2 separate regions of the Homo sapiens genome follow, and region 2 is linked to region 1. The links are chromatin loops, found by intact Hi-C in ENCODE. Cell type or tissue: ascending aorta. All regions are shown on one strand. Each heading gives the region's core, and the rest is flanking DNA. Links, peaks and the distances in the headings are about the cores only. Region 1 holds the start of LANCL3 (LanC like family member 3). Region 2 has its middle 52 kb from the start of LANCL3.

Region 1 (11,764 bases), core at 1,947-9,946:
TATCTAGGACTGGTCATCACAGCAACTTCCAAACCAGTCTCCTTTGGCTGGGGAAATAAAATCACATCTACATGTTTCCTAGCTTACTTAAACAAATTAGCATTTCGTTACAAATGTAAACTACAAACCACTAGTTGTACTTGTAACTTTGTCACCTACAGAAATCACAGATGCATACCACACTGTAGCTGTGGAAGGTATCTCAAAATATCATTGACTCTCATCACTGTTTCAAAAGTATCATCATCCTTTAGCCTGCTGTAAAATCTTATTTAATGTGTTGATAAAGGAGCACATACGCTACTGCTCACACATTTTAAAAATGTTTTGGTAACATGGTTGCAATATAATTGACTTCCTTTGTAATTCTGTGTGTTTTATTTTATGCATTTAAAAATATTATTCTAAGACGAGGTCCTGTAGGTTTCACCAGACTGACAAGGAGTCCTTGGCACAAAAGGGGTTTAGACCCCCCATAACCAGTCCCCCTTGTTATCATTCTTAATATTGTCAATCCACTCTTAATACAGAAAACCAGGGCGATCTTTTTAAAAGGTAAGTCAGATCAAGATATTTCCTCCTTTAAACACGAAACAAATGCAGACTCCTAACTTTGACTAACTTGGGCCTCCAGGATCTGATTTTACCCTGCTCATGTCTCCTTCCATGGTTTCAAACTCCTCTATCCCCTGCTCTCTCTCTGCTCCAGCCATGCTAGCCTCCTTCTATTTCTTTGAAATGTCCAAGTCATTTCCTACCTTAGGGGCTCTTGCCCTCTGCCTGGAATGCCTGTTCTTAGAGCAGCCACTTGGTTCCCATGCTCTAGTGATAAGCCAGGACGCTGCCTCCACAGAGAAGCTTTCCTACCAAACAGCAGCCCTCCCCTTTGCCACCTGTCCTCAGTTAGTTCCTGATTACATCCCTAAGAGCACTTATCTAAAAAGACTGATGTTATTTTTTTCTTCACCAACAGACTTTTATTTTTGGTTCACTACTGAACCCAAGCATCTAGTAAGTTGCCTCACACCATGTAGAAACCTGACATTTACTGAATGAATGAATGAAAACCAGAACAAGTCAACGAAGAAGCTCTTATTAATCAATTTACAGGTGAGGAAATTAAGCCTCAACGATGTTAAAATATTTTTCCAAGATCACTCAGTGGCAGAATTATTATTTTAACTGAGATCCTAGGTCTCCCCAGAATCCCTCTGCCGTTGTCTGCTACATTTCCACCAATCAGTGGAAAGCCGAATGGGCCCAATATAAGTTTTTATGGCATGATTTCTTGAGACTTCAATGCCCCATTGCTCAAGGATATCTGCCTAAGAAACCCTTGGAACTATTCCAGGAAGGCCAAGTTAAGTGAAAATACATGCCTGGAGAGAGGGATTCTCTGTCTCTTGCCACATACACATACATCTTTTTCTTATATCTGAACCTTATAAACATAAATACAAACAACAAAATCAAATAAAAAGAAAAGAACCTAGAAAAGGGTAAACTAAGGAAGAAACAAATTAGATAAACCCAGGGGAAATGTCCACACATAAATATAGATCTGCTAAGGTACTGTACGCTAGCTTATATGGACCACAATTCTAGCCATACACTCCCTAGTAGCCAACACAAAGTGAGAAATAGAATCAGTTACATGACATATTTTGACGATTTTAAAAATTCAATCAATTGCCAGGAGTCACACAACTATTACTGTCTCTACAATCTGAGAGCAATTCCTCTTGTGGGTCTTTAGAGTGAAAGGTAGAATATAGTAATCAGCATTCTAAACTATAGACCTTTTAAATAAACATATCAAGCTTCATAGAATGGCGTCTCATAGTATGCCTTAATAGAGGTGGCAGGTATAATGCCAAAACCTATGCAGCACAGTATTGCCTTGCTATTCAAAGCATGCTCTACCGCAACATCAGGATCACCCAGGAACTTGCAGCTCTACAAGATCTGCAGGTGATTCCTAAGCACATTAAAGTTTAAGAAGCACTGCTTTATTGGTTGAGCTTAAGCCATGAAAAATAATTGGAAGAAACTATAATTCATTCATTCATTCATTTAACAAATATTTACTGAAACTTTGGCAGTAGGAAAGGATTTCTTTAAACATGACACCAAAACTACCACCGTAAAGGAAAATATTGATAAATGGGACACCACTAAAATTGAGTGATATTTGCAAACACACACAAAGCTGGGCATCTAAAAATGTGTCAGGCAGTCTTGGCAATGAACATCAATGAAACCAAAAATGTCTACCCTTATGGAGCTTACATTCTAATCAGCGAAGACATAAATAAACAATTTAAGTAAAACAAATCACGAAAGGGGGATAAGTTGAGGGTGGGGTTGCAATTTTAAATAGGGTAGTCAGGAAAAGCCTCATTGAGGAAGTAAAGACCTATACAAGGCCAGGCACAGTGGCTCATGACTGTCATCCCAGGACTTTAGGAGACTGAGGCGGGCAGATCACTTGAGCCCAGGAGTTCCAGAACAGCATAGGCAACGTGGTGAAACTCTGTCTCTACAAAAAGTACAAAAAATTAGCTGGGTGTGGTGGCACATGCCTGTGGTGTCACCTACTTGGGAGGCTGAGGTAGGAGGATCGCCTGAGCCCAGGAGGTCGAGGCTACAGTGAGCCATGGTTGCACCACTGCACTCCAGCCTGGGTGACAGAGTGAGACTCTGTCTCAAAAAAAAATTATATATATATATATATACATACACACACACACACACACACACACCTATACAAGGTCAGAGATCTAGCTATAAATATCTAGAGGGAGTGTTCCAAGTAGAAAGAACTGTAAGAACAAACAGCCTGAGACAGGAAAGTAACTAAAACAGGAAGATGGCCAGTGTGGTTGAAGAAGAATGAGCAAGGAGTAGAGTAGGAGTGTAGGAGGCTAGATCATGTGGGGCCTTCTCGGCTATTTTTAAGAATCATAACTTTGTGAGATGACAAGCCACTGGAGAAAAAGTAATAGGGAGCCACTGCAGTATGTTGAGCAGGGAAATAACATGATGAAAAATGTCTTTTGAAATATTTGTTTCTTAGAGGTAGATGGAACGGCTTGAGTGGGAGATTCTAGCTCAAAGTATATTGCACTAATCCCAATATATGGTGATTCATTCATTCAACTATTTATTAGGTGGCAAAGATGTGCCCAGTAATGTGGGGAGGATCTAAATTAGAGCGATAACTGAGGGAATTGCCAGAGGAATGTGAATATAAATGACATCGGAGGGGAAGAAACCCAGGACATACTGAGAGATTATTTATAGAGAAATGACACAAATTCGCAATTCAATCTAATCAAGGTCTATGGATCACCTACTGAGGACAAAGTCCTGTGCTGGCTAGGATTTGCGGGGAGGGGATGGGGTATAAAACTTCTACTTTCCCCTCAAAGGGCTTCCAGCCTGGCATGCTTAGCCCCTGCCCTACACCTTTCAAGCCAGAAAGTCTTGAATTGACACAGCTGCAGCTGGCACTGGAACTAACTGGTTTGCTCAGGCTCAGGTTAAGACCTGTTTTTGTTGGTGGTGGTGGTGGGTTTTTTTTTTTTTTTTTTTTTGCTATCCTTGAAGCTTGTTCCATCTCCTGGGAGCAGGGGCCAAAGCACCTCAACTCGATTAGTAAAAAAAAAAAAAGACCTGGTTTGGCAGGAGGGCAGAAGAGAGGTCTTAATAGATGTCTTGTGTGGATCAGTGTTGCAGAATGGCCTGAACCACCAGTTTTTGGGCAGAGTCCTTCTGGTCTGCTTCCACCTGTGTGATCTAGTGGTCACACACTCTTCCCATTCCATTCTGGAAAAAAGGCCTCAAGGCATGGAAAGGGGAAGAGGCAAGATTAAGGAAAACAATTGGAAAAAAAAATTTGAAAATTGCCTGCTGCCAGACTACAAGGTGAGGGGAGCAGATGCAAATGCAATGCAAATGATATGTAAATATCTCTGTGGCCTTCTAAAAGGTTTTCTACAACTGGAAGGGCATTTGAAAAACTGCTGGCAGTTAACAGTGACTCAGAAGCAGAGCAAACTATTTCAAGACAACTTTGTGACATAAACCTTTGCTGCCCAGCTAACACAGTGCACATTCTTTAGTAATCTTTTTTCTCACTTGAATCAACCTCACCTGCTATTAAAAAAAAACCCTGTCTGCCTCTGTAGAGGTGATCTAAGTTAATTACTCTTTTAAAACACTCTATATACCTTTAATTTTTCTTCAAACGCCTTTCTCACCTAAATAAAGCCAAGTTAAATGTGTCACTTCCTCCCTAGAACAGTAGTTGGCTCCAGGGGATTATGAATGAAAGTGCCTCTCTCTCCGTTCTAGTCACTATGATCCTTCAGAGTTTTGTTCTTTTTCCTACTCCACAGGAACTGGCATATTCTCTTCTAATAACCACATGCTGATTTCAAAGTGAGTCCAGGAAAAAATATGTATGTGAAAACCAATTCACTTTTAGGAGCCACTGTAAAGTTATTCATCAAGAAAAGCTGCCCTGTCAAGAAAGCTGTGGTCTTGCCCATCCTAAGCAAATATTTTTAAGTGAAATAATGCACATTCAACCACAATGGGGTACATTTCCGGGTACGTTTCCGTCTACATTTATGTATTTTTAAAGGGGACACTCCTATCAGATATGCATTTAATAAGAGCCATGGGTTGAACTGAATAGTAAGCAAAACAGTAAACACATCAGACCCACAGCTGAGCAGTTATTCTTGGTTACAGACCCAGGGCTCCAGAAGCAACTTACCTCCACATCGGCCCCGAAAAGTTCCATTACTTTCTAGCACTCTAACATTCGAGGATGCCTCAGCTTTTGACAGCAGAGTCAAAGGAAAGGAAATCCCTTCCATTTCTGAGGTTTTCATCTTACTTGAAAGGGCCACACTGTCATCCCCCAGAAAGCTAACAGGCATCTGGAGTGATGCCACGTAAAAACACGAACAAAGCGCAGAGACGCCGAATCTCAACAAATGAGAGACTGAAAACGACAGGAAAGAAGAGGGACAAAAGCAGGAGATAGACCTCAAGGGACTGAAGAAATGCTAGCACCACACCAAGAGTAACAAAGACTTGGAGAGCAACTCGGGACAGTGCTGCCCGAGCCACGGAGTCCGGGGAAAGGAGGCCGGGCAGGCGGCGAGCGCCCTCCCGCGGCCCGGGCTACCTCTTACCTCCTGGGCGAGTTTCTGCTTGAGCACCAGCGCGGCACACAGGTAACCCGCGCGGCCCACGAACAGCTCGTCGGAGCCGCACTCCAGGAAGGAGACCGGCGCGCAGACGGCACACAGAGCCCGGAACTTGCCCAGCGGCTGCACGTAGTCGGACCGGCCCAGGGCGTGGTATACGAGCGTGGCCACGGCGTACACGCCCGCGCCCCCGAGCAGGAAGGCGGCGCGGGTGTCGGCGTCCGGTTCGCCCCACTCCTCAGCGCGGGCGCACGCGTCGATGAGGCGCTTAGCCGAGCGCAGGTAGCGTTCCCGGGCCGTGGCGAAAAGCGGGCTCTGCGAGACGTGGTAGAGCATATACGCCACTCCGGCCACGCCGCCATAAAGCCCCCCCTGGCAGGCGCTAGCCCCCGCCGTCGCCCCTCGGGCCTCCGCGCCGCCCCCGAGTGGGGGAAGCTCCTGGAGGATGCGCTCGATGGTGGCGGTGACCAAGGGCGCCACCGCCTCCTCACACTGGCCCGCCAGCAGGCTGCCCTGGTAGTCATCGAAGCGATTGGCGAAGCAGCGCTTGGTGTCCATGCTGTTGCCCGTGCCCCCTAGTGCGGAGCTGAGGACCGCTTGAAGTCGTGCCCTGCAGCCCCGCACACCACCTCCGGCTCTCTGAGGCACTCGGATGCCGGTGTATGCGGCGGGGAAGGAGCGAGAAGGATGAGACGGGAGGTGACAAGAGGAGGCGGGCAAGGAGCGGATGGCCAAGTGGGGCGCCGGGCTGCCGCGAGGCTCCCGAGTGGCCCGGGCGATCGCGGGGGATGCGTGTCCTGCGCCCCCCCTCAGAGGCCGCGCCCTCGCTGAACCCGCCCCCTCCTGCGCCGCCGCAGCTTGGCTGCCTCTTCAAGGGGCCGAGGTGATCTCTGGCAGGACCCACGCGGGGCCCGCGCCACTCCTCCCGCTCCGCCCCCGACTCCTCCCCTACTGGCAGAAGGCCGAGGACGTGCGGGACACTGATCTGGAACGCTGGGACTCAGCATACACACACCTGGCGGTAGAGGTGATGGTCTCCAGTCCCTTGTATACTCAAAGTGTGGTCCTTGGGTTAGAAGCATCAGCATCACCCGGGGGCATGTTAAAAACGCAGCATCTCAGGCTTCACTCCAGACCTATTGACTCCAAATCTGAATATTCAGCAAGATTGCCAGGTGATTCGCATGCACATTAAAGTTTGAGGCGCCACTGAACTAGGCTAGAGTAGCAAGACAAAACTGGGCGCCTTCTTTGAAGTTTGTATTTCATCTTGGTCGCTTCGGAGTTCTCATTATGAATGTTTCAATCCCAAAGGCTGGGGCATTTGAGCACATCATGTTTAATGCATTAAAACGGTGAAATACCCCATACAGGAACTTTTTTCCCAGCTTTGATTTTTGTATTGTTTTCTTCGAGTATACAGGAGTAAAAAGTCAAAGAACCACACCAGGTTAAGGCAAGGAAGGGGCACGCCCCTCCTGCCATGCGTGCATAGTAAAAGCTCAATACATATCTTGAGGTCATTAACTAGTTAATATTAGGATAAACGCTCTGTGAGAATTTAATTAGGCTTTTTATCTCCCCCTTCCCTCCCTTCTTTTCCCATGTTTGTCCTCTTCTGCTTTTTTCCCAAGGGCGTTGTGGAGGGTCTCCTATGTGTCCTGAAACCTGGAAATAGAGGGATGAATAAGATAGACATGGTCCTAGACCCCTTGTAGCTTACAATTCAGTAGGAAAAAACAGAAAATGAACAATTACACAAGCTAGTTGCCTTTCTTGTGCTCAGCTGTTTGAAATAATTCTGCCTTTCCCAAAGTGTTGACTCTTGAAGACTAAAGAGGTCACGTCTCCCAGGAGTATTTGACTTTTGATAGGGACTGTGCAAGACATAAAGGAGTAAGTGGCTCATAGAACAGTTTCTGATACTTTGTGGGGAGAGTAACTACTCCACTTACTTGAAAGGCCAGTTTGGAGGCATTTTTTTTTCCTCAGAAGTGTTAAATGTCACCATGATTGGGAAGCAGATATTAAATACCCTGCCCCTCCACCCTTACTTGATGTAGTCTGGGAAAGAACCTTAGTTTGCCAACATGATTGCCAGGACTGACACATCCACATAGTTCAAGGACAGTATGGCCATCGTCCCCCTTTGATGCTGCCAAAACAGGTTTATTTTTAATAATAATAATAATGATAAAAGTCCACTTTTAGGCAGGGAGCTTGATATGTTAAAGGAGGAAAAGGCATCAAAGAAGCAACAGGAATGTTGAGTTTCTCCTTGAGACTTCCTTCCTCATCCCTCAACCATAACAGACATTAGAGGTGATTTTTGTCCCCTCAGACAAGGAAACATAAAATAAAGCCTTTACCAGCAGAAATGAAGCCTTATTCCACTTCATTCCTCCACACCTCACTCACCCTTGTCATGAATCTAGAGGCAACTCTATTAATTCTGACTCTGATTATTCTTCGAAACACTCCAGCCTAGAGGTAGCGCCAGCAACAACAACAGGGATCTGCTAACTGGCTTCAAAATAGAACTGTGTGTAAACACGTCTCCAAGAAAACGAGCTCTTCCACTTTTTCCCAGTTGTGTCATCTGTCTATTGCCCCAAAATGCTGTATGAAAAGCAATCACAAAATCTAATAGCATATGGCAGTAAATTTAATGTTTATGCATCTAGGATCTTGGCTGGGCTCATTCAGGTGTCTGGAGGTGGGTTGGGTCTTGCTTGGGGAGACTGAGGTGACTGGCCTCTGGCCCATATGTCTCTTCTCTTTTAGCTGGCCAACCCCAGCATGCTTGCACGGCAATGGCAGAGGGGCTAAAGCAAAAGCAGAGACATGCAAGACTTCTGAGGGTCTAGTCTCAGGAGCACACACTCTTTTCTGCCTTAGTCTATTGGCAAATCACATGAGGAAATATAAGGTGTTTTTGTTGAACTTCAAATTTGCATGACAAAGGGTATGGATACAGGGTAGGGTGAAGCGTTAGGGTTCTTTGAAACCCCACCTCTAATTGTCCTATACTTAATTTGCATGCAGTGTTATTTATTTTAATATCACTACTCCACTAGAATATACTCTCCATGAGGGTAGGGCTTTTTCTTGCATTTATTTACTGATATGCAAGATCCTAGAATAGTCTCTATTCTACCACTACTACTGCTACTGCTATTGCTACTACTACCACTACTCCCTGTAGTAGATATTTACTGAAAGTTTATGAAATAATGAATGAATTACCATGAGAGTGCCATGAGAGACTTAAGGTACCCTAAAGTATAGAACACAGAGTGAGGCCTTTTTTGAAACCTTAGCCTGACATGTCTAAACTCCTCCTATATTCTTGGACCCTTTTCCTCTTGTGAGCACAAGAATGTAAACATTCTGCAGTTTTTGCTCTTGTCTGTTTCTCTACAAGATATGGTGACCTCTATACTTTACCTTGAATTCGGGGTCTTCACACATTCTACTTTTGCTAATTAACCCTGTGTGGCAGCTTATATTTTTCAAATATGGCCACAACAATATCTCCTATGCCACATGTTCCTCTGCAATCAATGTGACCTTGACATTCCTCTCATCAGGAGGGAGGTACATGCAACCTCTTCTGAATTCTGGGTGGGCTTATATCTCATTTGTAACCAATAGAATGTGATGGAAATAACACCGTATGGCATCCAAGGCTTAATTATAAAAAGTAATGCAGCTTCCATCTTAAATGTTGCAGCACTCACATTTGGAGCCTTGGGCTGCCTTGTAAGAATCTGACTACCCTGAAGCTGCCTTATCGAGAGGAAGCCCAGACAACATGAAGAGGTCACCTGGAAGTGCTTGGATTGACAGCCCGAGGACAGCATCAACTGACAGCTATGTGAGTGAACCACTTTGGAAATATCCACCCCAGTCAAGCCTTCAGATTACCATCATCCCAGACCCTTCCAGAATTCCTGACCCAAAAAATTACAAACAAAAATATAGTTGTTATAAGCCTCGAAGTTTTAGGATAATGTGTTATGGAGCAAGGTAACTGGAATGTCCTGCTAGCTTCCCATAATCCAATGCTCTGGAAGTCCCCTCTAATCAATAGTCTACACTCAACAGGGCAATGAGCAGTTAGGAAGATAAATATTTTAGAGAAGTCTGGAAGACAGAGAAGTATGCAGGCACCCAAAACGTTGTGTTCTGAAATAACAATTCCAGTTGGATTCTTTAAAAGTAGTGATGACCCCACAAGAAATATGCAGTCTATACAAAATCTTGCCAAGGCCATTTATTTTACCATTATCTGCAAGATTTGTCCTGATAGTCACAGAATTTCTAGCAGCATTTGCTGACAGGCAGCTCCCAACACATGTTTCTGTGATCTTGCTGAATTGCTCAGTTCCTAGTTCTTCTTCAGTACGTCCTTATTATGCAGATTATGCAAAACTATGGATGGAAGAGAGTATTATTGGGTTCATCAAGGAAATCGCATAAAAATTATGCAAAACTATCCAGAAAAGAGAGTATTAAAATCAGGGTTTCTCTTATGCAAATTATTGCTCTCTATGGGTGAATATGAAAAAAAATCAGTAATTGTATAACTGTCAAACCTTACCAATTAAGATTTAATACATTTTATGGGATAATGCATCCTAGAAATGCTTTCAAAAAGTTTTCCAAAATTTTGTTCAAAGGGTGCATCCTAGAAATGCTTGAGATAACTGAATAGTGCTTTCTTCATTCCTTATAGCATATCCTCTGTGGTGACTCATCCCTATTTTATTAGATTAACAACATAATTGGAAACTTTTCCCTAATTCTCCTCTTTCCTTTGCAGTTTTCTGTCCTTTGAATACTCTTCAAAAAATTACCTCATGGCTTGCCTCTTCACCTCTCTTTCAATGAGACTTTCTCCAACTTATTAGTTTAAAGTTACTACCCCTCCACCAACCATTAGTATCTAATGACTACATATTTTACCTATTTGTTTTGTTTCCCATCTATCTCTCTCCACTAAAATTTAACCCCCATAATAACAGGAAATTTTGTCTGTGTTGTTTCCTCTTGTATGCTTGGCATCTAGATCAATGCCTGACACATTGTATGTGCTCAATAGATATTTATTGATGTCTGTGATGCTCTTCATAATGTCAAAATTTTCTTTCCATCCATGGCTGGGTTTTGCTGTCTTTTAGCTGGCCAACCCCAGCATACTTGCATGGCAATGGCAGAGGGGCTAAAGCAAAAGCAGAGACATGCAAGACTTCTGAGGGTCTAGTCTCAGGACCACACACTCTTTTCTGCCTTAGTCTATTGGCAAATCACATGAGGAAATATAAGGTGTTTTTGTTGAATGTCAAAGTTGCATGACAAAGGGTATGGATACAGGGTAGGGTGAAGTATTAGGGTTCTTTGAAGCCCCACCTCTAATTGTCCTATACTTAATTTGGATGCAGCGTTATTTATTGTAATATCATTACTCCACTAGAATAATTTCCTGACCAGTTGCTTGATTATACACCTCTGCCAAAAGCAGCCACAGAAGTGTGCATTCTAACATAGGATTTGATTCTCTTTATTGTCTTTTTTTCCCTCTACTTCCCATTTTATCAATTTAGGGCACTTTGTTAGCCATTATAGGCTAATCATGATCGCCAGTACACATGTAATCCCAGAATTAAAAGCCACCTGAAATAAGCAAGCAAATTGGCACTCGCCATTCCACCTGAAGGAGGGGCAACTGAGTTTGATTAGGTCACATTGGCCAAGAAGGAGCAATGGTCCACACCCTAGCTTAGTGGATATGAAGAAAGTATATGTCAATTATACCTTTGGGTATTACAATGTGTGTGTATGGATGAGTGATTTGAATGACTTATAATATAACATTGCTGTATGGGACACTGCTAAAACAGGTATTCCTCCATTGTAAACTAATGTATCTGTGTAAGGTACATTAAATTGGCAAGTGGGGATGTAGATATTCCTTTAGGTAGAGTAAATTATTTAACTGGAAACGTTTAAGAGCTTCCTACATGTGGTCATTTCTAAGGTTTTCACCAGCATTCAGAAGGGTAGAAGGAAAAGAGTGATTATAAATTCCTATGGTGGTATAGTTCAATGGCTATTAAATAACCTGATAATAGCCTAGTGTTGATAATACATTAACACATCTGCTTTTTGTCTTATTTCTTTTTCACTTGCACATTCACAGTTCTCCTTATTGTAAGAAATTCCAATGTCAAACATGTAAGGTCAAAGTAATTCTCATATACAATTTTTATACATTTGCATGAATGCAAGAGGTGGTACTTAAAAGAGCAGATATCTTCCAAATAATTCATATTATGACTCTGGAATGGCCATGGTCATACGTAGCCAGCTGTTCTCAATATGCGATGACTGCTCGACAGGACTTGACCCAGCATTCTGTTGAGATACAGAAAGGGGCAATAACCAGCAAAAAACAGGGTCTCAGTCTATAATCCAAAAGGTAGACAAATCCATTACCAAATGATTAAACAGAGCTAACTGCTTTAGGCTGGCAAGGATTA
Region 2 (11,764 bases), core at 1,321-9,320, 51 kb after region 1:
AGACAATCCTAAGCAAAAAGAACAAAGCTGGAGGCATCACGCTACCTGACGTCAAACTATACTGCAAGTCTACAGTAATCAAAACATCATGGTACTTGTACCAAAACAGATATATAGACCAATGGAACAGAACAGAGCCCTCAGAAATAACACCACACATCTACAACCATCTGATCTTCGACAAACCTGACAAAAAGAAGCAATGGGGAAAGGATTCCCTACTTAATAAATGGTGCTGGGAAAATTGGCCAGCCATATGCAGAAAACAAAAACTGGACCCCTTCCTTACACCTTATACAAAAATTAACTCAAATTGGATTAAAGACTTAAATGTGAAACCCAAAACCATAAAAACCCTAGAAGAAAACCTAGGCAATACCATTCAGGACATAGGCATGGGCAAAGATTTCATAATGAAAACACCAAAAGCAATTGCAACAAAAGCCAAAATTTACAAATGGGATCTAATTAAACTAAACAGCTTCTGCACAGCGAGAGAAACTAGCATCACAGTGAAATTTTATTCTTTAAAATTATCTTCTCCTTACAAATTCAGTTTGTCCTCCCACATTCCATTTTTAATTGTATGTTTGTTTTGTTTTTTTTGGCCTCCATCTTTCAGTCTGGAGGATTTTCTCAGAAAATTACTTTATTTGGTTTATCTGTTCATCCTTAAATATGATGTATTGAAAAACTGACTGAAAACTCTATGGGAGTTAGTTGGGTTTTGCCGAGTGTGGGTAACATGGTAATGTGGTGACATGACTGTCCTATTCCCTTGGGGAACATTTAATGTAAACATCTACAGAGAAGGACTATCCAATAACCTGCCTGGAGGTCACAAGTCAGACTGCCATTGCTACAGGAGCTGAGTGGAGGAAGAAATCTGGGAGATGCAGCATCTCAAATTTTGTCTATAAATGTTTATTTAATCCCCAAGTTTTCACACAGTACTTCTGATCTCAGCTGTGCCCGGTGTTCTCTGGTCCTGAAATTCCTTGCCTTATCCTCTCCATAGACTAATCCCCAGTTGTTGCTTGAGTGTGGGCAGGACAGCCAAATGCTGCACATGGTGAGGGAGGTGTACTGGATTCCAAATGCTTTGTACACAGAAGTTCACCTAATCCTTCTGCTTTTAGCCCTGTCCTCACCCCAATTTTCAGGGTTTACTATTAGCACCAGTCCTAAGCTTTTCAGGGTGCTTCTGGGTGGATCAGATTGGTTCTCAGCTTTCCTCCCTGCCAGTTTAGAAATTACATTTCTTAGGTTTCCTAGGTCATTTACTGCTTTCCAGTTTCCAAATTGTGTTGCTGATATCTTATCTCCTATTGTACTTACCCTTTTAGGTTTCTGTCTTTAAAACATCCGCTTTCCTCTCATTTCAGAGGAGCTTTGGGGAAAAGCAAAAAGAAGATAATACATTTCCACATGCACAATTCCTTGTGGAGTAAAAACTCTTTGTTCTATCTTCTCTTTGTTCTTTTTTCTTTGTTCAGTCACTGATTTTCAGGAAATAAAATCATATTCCCATTTTACAGATAGAACATATTAGGGATAGGCCAGGCACGGCGGCTCACACCTGTAATCCCAGCATTTTGAGTGGCCAAGGTGGGCAGATCACTTGAGGTCAAGAGTTCAAGACCAGCCTGGCCAAAATGGTGAAACCCCATCTCTACTAAAAATACAAAAAAATTAGCTGGGCTTGGTGGTACACACCTGTAATCCCAGCTACTCAGGAGGCTGAGGGGAGAAGATTGCTTGAACCTGGGAGGTGGAGGTTGCAGTGAGCCAAGATGGCGCCACTGCACTCCAGCCTGGGTGACAGGGCAAGACTCAGTCAAAAAAAAGAAAGGAAGGAAGAAAGGAAGGAAGGAAGGAAGAAAGGAAGGAAGGAAGGAAGGAAGGAAGGAAGGAAGGAAATAAATAACATATTAGGGATAAATAAATAAACTCACTTTTCCAAGATGACAGAGTTGGAGGTGGGGCAGTAGCTCAGTATATCCGTGTTGAGGAAAAAGCCAATGCTGCAACACTATGCAGCTGTCACACGCCTGACATAAGTTACTCTAGCCTGCCTGCTCATTGCTTTGCAGTTGACCTCTACCAATGTCGTGGCCAAGTAATAAAAGCCAGAGTTAGTTGCTGAATACAAAATGACCTGTCTAAAACATTCACATATTATTCTTTTTTGCAAAAGAAAAAAGAAAAAAAATTGAACTGATCTGACCTAGTTTTTTTCATGATAATAACTATAATTACCTAACCAAGCTGAACGAGCCTTGGAATTCATCTCAGAAAAACTACCAATACTAGGTTTTGGAAACTGGAAGCATGACAAATTTCTGAGTTGGATCTTTTAGAGACAGGATAAAAGCTGAGGTCATCTAAAATTTAATTTAGTGCCTGAAAGTAGGTCTCAAAATGAAAATGATACTTTACCATTTTAAAGCAGAATTTTCTGTATCCTGTGTCTCTTGAAGCAATTTACTGCATGGATTTCTCTTAGGTCAGCAGGATGGTTAGTCCAAGTTTAAGCCAAGCACAGTTCACAGTCAATTTCTGTTCAGATTAATTACTTTTGCAGCTAGCTGTCAGCCTTATTGCATCAGTAGGAGTCAGACTAATATTGCCAGCAGATCATGTCATAATTTGTTAACGAAACTATTCATTACTATTTTTTGCCATTTCTTAATTTATTTGGGATATAATCTGTATCTCCCTTATTAAAATGTGTCAGATATGCTGATGTTCTGTACAACTCAATTGTATTCTCCTGACTTTATGGATGAAATGAACCTATATAACAAACCTGGGATTACTCCATAAGAATGCCTCTGAGTTAATTATACTTCCTGTTAGTACAAGTCTATTCTAAAATGCACTTAATTGCATTTGCAGACATTTATTTTGAAGTCGGTCATTGTTGGTGGTTTGTGGCTTTGCTCTCAGGAAGAAGGGTGCTATATTTAAATTAATCAATAAAGAATAAATACACTTGAAAAGGAGTTTATGATTTGGTGTTCTTAGAGTGAAGATGTGGGAAGAGAAGTCCTGCAAATGTGAGGAGTCGATTTTACAGAAAATTGAGTCTCGGGTAATTTAGTGACTTTCTCCCACAATGCTCAGTTATTTAATGGTGGAGCTAGGAGTAACCAGTTCTCAGGTGCTCCAGGCCCATTCCCTTTCTACTTTACTATGGGAGCAGGATCTTGCAGAAAAATTTTCTGTATGTAATTTACTTTTCATAAAATAATAATAATAAATAATTTGGTATTGTTTAAATTTTTGTTTAGAAATAATTTAAAACTTGCAAAATAGTTGCATATACAATACACATGACTTTCTGTAGTTTGTCTAAGACTTTTAGTTTATTAATTATCTTGAAAACAGTTAAGATAAATACCTAAATTTCTTACACTTCATTTGTAGATTGGTTAAGTTTTTATTAATTATAATAATATTTAAGTGTATACAAATATAAATATAAGACTTCCATTAAGTTGCGCCATAATCTTAACATATAATTTGTATAAATTTGGTTCTTATAAACTTTAGACAATATTCCATGTATTTGGATTGATAGTTTCACCACTTACACCAGCTGGGTACAATTTTACGATGTCCTTGTTTCTCTGTCAAAGTGTTATTATAAAGTATAATACACATAACTTTCTACGTTTAGATAGATCAATTTTTAACATTTTACAAATGTGTGTCACAGACACACAAACACACACTGAAATACCTGAATGAAGAGACAGACAGATGCAGCTAACTTCATATATTTCCCAAGAACAAGAATTCTGGGACAGGCACCATGGCTCACACTTGTAATCCCAGCACTTTGGGAGGCCAAGGCAAGAGGATCTCTTCAGCTTAGGAGTTGAAGGTTACAGTGGCCTATGACCAAGCCAATGTAAGGCAGCCTGGGTGACAGAGCAAGACCCTGTCTCTAAAAATATTAAAAGAAAAGCAAACAAAAGAAAAAAATTCTCTTACAAAACCATAGTACGTGTATCCAATTCCAGAAATTTAACATTGATACCATGCTCTTTATTATATAATATACAGTCCATATTCAGTTTTCACAGTTGTTGCAACAAAGTTTTTCTGGTCATTCTATTCTTTTTCCTCCTAAATATAATCCATGTTAATGTGTTGCACTTAGTTGTCACGTCTCTCTGGCCTCCTTTAACATGGACTAGTTCCCAGTCTTTCTTTGTGTTTTATGACATGGACATTCTTGAAGAACACAGGCCTGCTGTTTTGTAAAATATCTCTCAGTTTGAGTTTGTCTGATGTTTCCTCATGATTACAGTTGGTTTAGGTACTCTTCTGGCAGAAATACTACTTAAATGGCTGTGTGTCCCTGTTACAGCACCACAACAAGAGGCACATGATGTTAGTTTGTCCATTATTGGTAATAAATCTTTGACATTTGGTTAAGCAAGGGGAGGGGGGTCTTCCAGGTTTCTTAGCAGGTTATTTTCAGCACAGCATGAGAAGCAAGAAAGTCTACATGGCAGGAAGTACCTAAAATCCATTTGTGAGCTAAACTAGATGGAATGCTGGCATTAACTAGAGTTAGATGGGGTTCTTTGCAGTGCCAGCCAGTGTGATTCAGCCCTCAGCTTGTACTATTCTCCAGCCCTCCTCCTCCTGCCAAACCCTACGGCCTGATTCAATGGCAATCTTTGATGGGGCCTGCTGAGTCACTTTCTTAGGAGCCAATGCTATGTAGGTATTCCTTCCTCTACAGGAATTCAAAAAATATTATCTCAAAATCTAAAAACACATGAGTTGGATGACACTACGGTTTGCATATCCTGAGTCCTTTATTGATTGGTTGCAGAGATTTTTGACTGATAAGCCTGGCTTTAATTGAGCTTACTTATGTAATAGGCAGTAATAATAGCCCCAAGGAATATATTTCCCAAGGCACCAACCATAGTAACAGGGACCCCTTCCCCGGCCCCATTTCCTTGCCCTGTCCTGTGCTGAGGTAATTGGCTGAATAGAACAGAGCTTGAGCCGGGCACAGTGGCCCATGCTTATAATCCCAACACTTTGGGAGGCTGAGGCAGGTAGACAGCTTGAGCTCAGGAGTTCGAGACCAGCCCAGGCAACATGGCAAGACCCTATCTCTACTAAAATTACAAAAAATTAGCCAGATGTGGTGGTGCATGCCTGTGGTCCCAACTACTTGGGAGGCTGAGGTGGGAGGATCGCTTGAGCCCAGCAGGGCGAAGGTTGTAGTGAGTCGAGATCGCCCCACTACACTCCAGCCTGAGTCACAGAGCCAGGCTCTTTCTCAAAAAAGAAAACAAAAAATTGAGAATAGAACTCGAAAAACACAGTTGCAGTTGTTTTCCTCAGGGAGCCATCTCACTCTAATGAAGGTTCTACCTGCTACCCACCCTTATCCCCTGCCTTTCCCCTTACTAAGCTGGGATAATGTTAAACATTTTTTACTTGGCAGAAATATTCATTCTTGATTACAAATCACTGGGTTGTCTGAGAAAGGTGAAGTCATATAAAACTATGGGCCTTCAAAGAGGATACTCCACCCTCTTTGGGAACTGATTAGAAACTAACATGAATCGAATAAAACAAAATGAATGAAGTAGCTCTCTATAGAAATGTTTACAGGCCCAACTTCCAAACTTCATAGTTATTTAATCATGGATTGCTATTGGGACGAGAGCTGCTCCCACATTTTAGAATGTTATAGTTAAAAAAGAGTGTTACGAATGATCAACCTGCTAGCTGCCTCAGTTTCTTCATTACAAATGAGAATAACCTGATCTAAAGAGACATGTTTGGAGCAAGCTTGAATTTATTTGGCCTTCTCGTCAAGTCAAGCAGGTTTAGCTTGGAAAAAACTGAATCACACATAAACTAGAAGTGGGGTTGCTCATGGATATGAGACTGTGCCTTGGGAGTTGGTAATAGAGAGGGGTTGTTTTCTCAAAGCCTTTTTGGAGAAAGTCACCATAGGAGTTCCTTGTTCTTCACCCCAAATCTCCATAGTTTCTGCAACTCCGCTAAATTCCACATGTCTGCTCCTTTCTGTTTTCTTACCCTCACCCTTTCTTTTAATTTCCCCAAAAAATCTGGTAAGAGCGGGGGTAGTATCTTAGCTTGAGTTCTCCGAAAAGATGATCCTGGGAGAAGGGTTTAGATACAAGCAGTTTATTTAGGGGATGTCTTAGTTTGGGCTGCTAAAACAGATTACCATAGACTGGGTAGCTGAAAGAAAAATAATATTTTTTTCACTATTTTGAAAGCCAGCAGTCTGAAATCAGGATGCCAGCATGGTTGGGTGCTGGTGAGAGCTCTCTTTCTGGTTTGAAACTGGTAGTCTTTTCGCAGTATCCTCATATGGTGGAGAGCAGAGAAGGAGGAAAACAACCTCTCTCGTGTCTTCTCAGTGCATTAATCACATAATGAGGGCTCCGCCCTAGTAACCTGATTACCTTCCAAAGGCCTCATCTCCAAATACCATCATACTGAAGATTAGCATTTCAACATGTAAATTTTGAGGGGTTACAAGCATTCAGTGCATAGCAAGGAGTAATACCAGGAAGCATAGAGGGGAAAAATGAGAAAGGGGAAGACATTCAATAAAAGGCACATTCATGAGTGAGTTATTACGAGGGAGCTCAATCCACTAGGGACCTGCTGAGAGGCTTTGCTATCTCTCATGCTGCTAATCATGAGACATCATGCCCTAGAATTATCCCTCCAAGAGAAGGAAGGAAATTGGAGAGGTACCCACCAAATTCTGTTCTTCATTTGTGAAAGTCACTTCTAGGTCATTAAATTGCCTGGCCCTTCCTGGCTTGCCTCACAAGTGAGTGTAGCATACTCTCATAGCCAGAGAATGTCCTAGGTCACAGAAATACAGGTACTTAAGGTAAGAAGCCTCTGGTAGTATAGGAAGAAGTAACTGTCCACGGAAGTTGCACATGCTCTCCTGGATAAGCTGAGAGGTTACAGATGGGGCAGCAACAATGAGTGACACTACAGGGAAGGCACCTGAGGCAAGCTGGGCCAGGCAGCTGGTAGGGAAGGTTGGAGTGCCCTAGGCCAACACTTCAGCAAAAACTGTATGCACAGTGATTCCCAAAGACAGGAATGTGAAAGGACTGGTACCCTAAAACTGGTCTGCTAGTGCCTCTTTCCGAACAACCTGTATAGGACCAAGGAACCACCCCGCAACACACACACACTGAGCATACATACACACACTAAAATTCTAGGAAAGCCTCATGCTCACGGTCCATACATTCTATCCTTACATCTTCAAGGAAGCAATAAGTCCATCAGCAGAAGTAATTATTGCAATAGTGTCTTTATTAATCAAATTCTTTCTGTCACTCTGCTCAGTTTTCATTACTTTTTAAGATCATGCTTTGGATGAATTTTTTAAATGAGTTCATAAGAATAGAGCAGAATGAATACCCTATGTGGCCTTTGGAAAATCATTCAAGTCTTCTAAATTACATATAAGAATTTTTAAATATTCAACCCCTATTCATGCTGGGGTGGAAAGGATAAATAAAGCAGCCCTTTTTATTTCTCTCCAGAGTCACAAACTAATTGAGACATAAAACACAGGAATAAAACAGAGATAAAAAATCACCTTTGTCGAATTAAGATTGAATTGCAGAATGAGACTAGATATGTAGTCATAATGGGCCCCCCAAAACTGTGCCCCTAACAATATACCCAAGAATCCAGCCTCCCACTCGTAGCAGAAAAACATTCCCTAAGACATGCAGCACATGGAGATTGTAAGAGTGTTTGAATCTTCTGTACAAATTATAAGAGAGAGACAGAGAGACAGAAAAAGAGAAGTAGAGCTGTAGAGCCACACTGTATTATTTGGGTCTTTTTGGAAGCAGACTCTGAGACAGAGTTAGTAGTGCAAACAGTATATGTGGAGGTAAATCTTATGAAAGATGAAAGGGAGAGGAAGCAAAACTGGGCAGGGAAAGTCTTAGACCATGCTGTGGCTATGACACCTATGAAAGGAAAGAGGTGAGAAAGCAAGATTGAGCGAAGGGGAGAAAGTAAGTTTGGTCAGGGCAAGCCTGGGATCTCAATGCAGATTTGACAAAGTCTCAGTCAACACCTAGGGCAGCTCCAAAGCAAATAATTCCTGTTAATTGAGTCCCATATTGGCAGAAACGGTCAGGCCTTAGCATTTCTTCTGTGTTTCCTCATTGGCTAGGCTTCCCGAGAAGAATGTGGCCTTCAAAAGTTGGAGGCTGTCAACCAGCTGCACTCCTTGCAACTGAGTGGCAAATTCTTTCCTGAGAGGTTCTGCAAGTGCCACACCTGAATGGCTGCCATACACATCTACTTTGTTCCTTTTCTTACTGTTTCTGATCAGAAAAGTTGTGCTTCTTCACTACTGGAAAGGAATAGACAAAGGAGCAGAGAGAGGCTGGCAGTGTTACCAACATGTGATTAGTTCTCAGGGAATAAAGTGGAAACATACATACACACAAAAATACATATTAAGTAGAAGTCCTTTATGGATACATGAGGCGTATGAAATAATTCTCATCCCTTACCCCTTGCCACAAATAACACATAATCCCACTTCTCTTCTAAGGCAGGTGGGTCCTATTAACTGGAGAACCCTTTATGTTGATGAGCTGGAGAGCTAAGTGGGGCTCAACTGCATATCACAATGGAAGAGAAAAGAAGTGAGGGGAAGGATGAAGAGAATGGAGCCTATAACGGTGAGCATTGTATGAAGGACAGAGAGAAAATCGTTGTATCAGGAAGGCCAAGAAGGGACTTGGGAGAATATAAATGTCAATTGAAATTTTTAAGTTGATTGCTTTGAGGAAAATGATGTGAACTCTTTCTTGGCCTCTACTGTGAAATGTTAAGAAAGTCTACATTGTCCTGAAATGCTTTTGTGAAAGTGGATTTTTCACAGGATGCCCAGGAAGGTATTGACATTTATGTCTGAATGAATATGTCATGCAGCAAAGCCAAGTGGCTGAGATAGTAATCTACCTTGGGTCTGCATGGTGCCAAAGCCCATGAGCTCAACTGTTAGGCTTAGACTGCTGTTGGTTGGCTTCAAGGAGAATGGAAGTGGTGCACAAAGTTAATGGAACAGCCTAAGAACTTTGCCCTGGACATGCCAGCATTGTGGAGTTCCTCATTTATGGGGTTGTGTTCCAAAACTAGGGTGTGTCCTCAGAGAGTGTGTACACACTCTTGTTTTCCATAGTTACTCCCACAGGCCAGCCTTTGGCTGCCTCTAGCAATAAATATGGCAAGAGAGCACAGATAGTACACTGAATCGCCAAGGCCAAATAAGAGTGGGGTGAGGTTTGGTCCACTTTCAGTCCCAAGCCCCATGATTCCCAAATATTAAAAAAGATATTAGTAAACAAAATATAAAACAATTTGAAAAAGCTATATTCATGACAATTCTAATATGTTCTATCTTGGGATTATACCAACTATGGTTAAGGGAAACTATTTCACAAAATGGATTAACTGTTAAAAATATGTGTTAATGCCTATCAAATACCATGGAGAGGATGTTGGTTGGATTTACAGGAGCAGTTCCATTTATACAGAAAAAAAATCTTGTAATAGAAAATTTACTCAGTAAGCTGTGCTACCTTATGAATATCATTTGGGAGAAAACAAGTCTAACAGATGCTGTTGGTGCCCTCCCTCCATAGCCCCTTGGCATTTACCATGTTCATACATGCTGTCCAACTTCCAGCTGCCAGCACCTACAACCCTCAGCCTGAAGCCTTTCTTTGGACAGTGGGGCTCTTTCTGATCCTCCCCACAAGCAACCCCCAACCAATGATGGATCGAGTTACTGGATAAATATCCCAGCTCCCTTGTGCCATGACTGGTATAAATCAGAGGCACATTCTCCCAGGGAGATTATGTTCTCCTTGACTTTGGTGATCTTGCTTAATAATGCAAATTTTATTGGCTTCTTTCCATTCCTTGTTTTTATTTCTCTATTTCCTTAATGATAGTTGCTGGGATTATCTGCCAAATAAATTACTTACATTTAAACCATTGCCTCAGAGTCTTCATTTTGTGTTACCATACAGGACTACCCGAGACTGGGTAATTTATAAAGCAAAGAGGTTTATTTGGCTCATCACTCTGCAGAGTGTACAAACATGGGGCCAGCATATTCATGGTTTCGGTTGAGGCCTCCGGAAGCTTCTACTTTTTGGCAGATTGCAAAGGGGGAGGAGGCATGTCACATGGTGAGAAAAGGAACAAGAGAGAGAGGAGAAGGTAAGAGGCTCCTTTAAACAACCACCTCTCCCATGAACTAATAGAGCAAGAACTCACTCATTACCATGGGGAGGACCCCAAGCCATTCATGAGGGATCCACCTCCATGACCCAAACACTTCCACCAGGCCCCACCTCTAACATTGCATATCACATTTCAACATGAGATTTGGAGGGGACAAATACCCAAACCATATCAGGGTCACTTCTGTAAGAACACAAACCAAAACATTCATTTGCCTCACCTGTTGCTTACTAAACAAACTTCTGATTTGAAGTTGAGCTTCTCTAGTGGCCAATTTCTGATCAAAGATGCAGTAATAATCTGTCCTGCTTATATGAGTCCTATTGGTGACTGATTAATGACTTGGAAATATTGTTGGTGTGAGTCAATCTTCTACAACAGGGAGTGGCAAACTATAGCCTGTAGGCTAAATCTGGCCGGCCTTTAAATTTTGTAAATAAAGTTTTATTGGAACACAGCCACATCTACATATAGTCTGTGGCTACTTTCACACCACAACAGCAGAGTTAAATAGTTGTGACAAAGACAATATGGCCTGTAGATTGTAAAATATTTATACTTTATAGAAAAAGTCTGCTGATCACTCACGGAGAAGCTGTTCACCTTTGGGTTCACTGAGAAAGTCAAACCTGTGGTTTTATAAATATGAGGGTCAGAACTTGGGCCAATGGCATCACACCAAGTGGCAGCCCAGTGAGACTCTCAACTTAAAATATAGACTAGTCACCACCTACTCAATTCCTTCCAGTGTTTGATTATGGCATAGTCAGAATTCTATGAATTCTTGTCCATGTCTTGGGAATTCTAGGGTAGAGACAAGAAGGAGGGCATTGGCTAGACAGGAATATTAAGAAAGTGTCTTTTAAATTGAGGTTCATCAACACATTTTAAGCAAACTTCTCTCCAGAAAACTTCTTTTGTTTATTGACCTAGTTCTTGCTAATCATCCCCTCATGCTGTACCCTCTTGGTCCTTACAGGCTCAGCATCAATTATTAATTAATTTGAAATTGATTGATGAGGTCCTCTGTAGATTATTCTAAGCTATGCCACAATTCTAGCTAGCTCAATCTTCTTCAGCATAGAGACTATTTATATTACTTGTCAACCTGCTAGCCCCCAACAATTGATAGCATAGTATTTTGTATACAGCAAATGTTCAGTAAATTATTAGACTGTCCAACATCCACCACACACAGACTTCTATAGATGAGGCAAAATGATAATCAAACTGGAATCATTTGTCAAATATGAAATAATTTTACATAATGTCTCTAGAGTGATAAGGAATGTAGGCTTCAAAAATGCTAAAGAAATGTATGAAATCCCTAGCCTTGGCCATGCAGTGTTATTTTTGACATTGAAGTGGAAGAAATTGCTAAGTCACAAATTTCAAAAGCGACCCCTTCCTGAGTAAGTAATAACAAAGCTAACAAAGA

The links. Peaks named below come from ENCODE experiments on the same cell type or tissue, not always from the same donor. Only the 100,000 strongest peaks of a DNase experiment are listed, where the experiment ranks them.
Region 2: it touches region 1 in a loop (4-fold over the local background); 1 of 110 quality-filtered maps calls a loop at or near these places.

The regions. Positions count from the first base shown.
Region 1 is chrX:37,565,887-37,577,650 of GRCh38, reverse strand. LANCL3 (LanC like family member 3) reads right to left here and starts at 5,990. Exons shown (of 5, transcript NM_001170331.2): 1 at 5,208-5,990. The coding sequence starts at 5,780. In ascending aorta, for the core only: CTCF peaks have their summits at 4,298 and 5,190 (motif pointing left); DNase peaks (open chromatin) are centred at 5,200 and 6,030; H3K4me3 peaks cover 1,747 bases.
Region 2 is chrX:37,514,159-37,525,922 of GRCh38, reverse strand. No RefSeq gene overlaps it. Among named protein-coding and RNA genes, the nearest start is that of LANCL3, 52 kb to the left of the region's middle. In ascending aorta, for the core only: no CTCF peak of the experiment used is centred there; a DNase peak (open chromatin) is centred at 4,682; H3K27ac peaks cover 1,324 bases.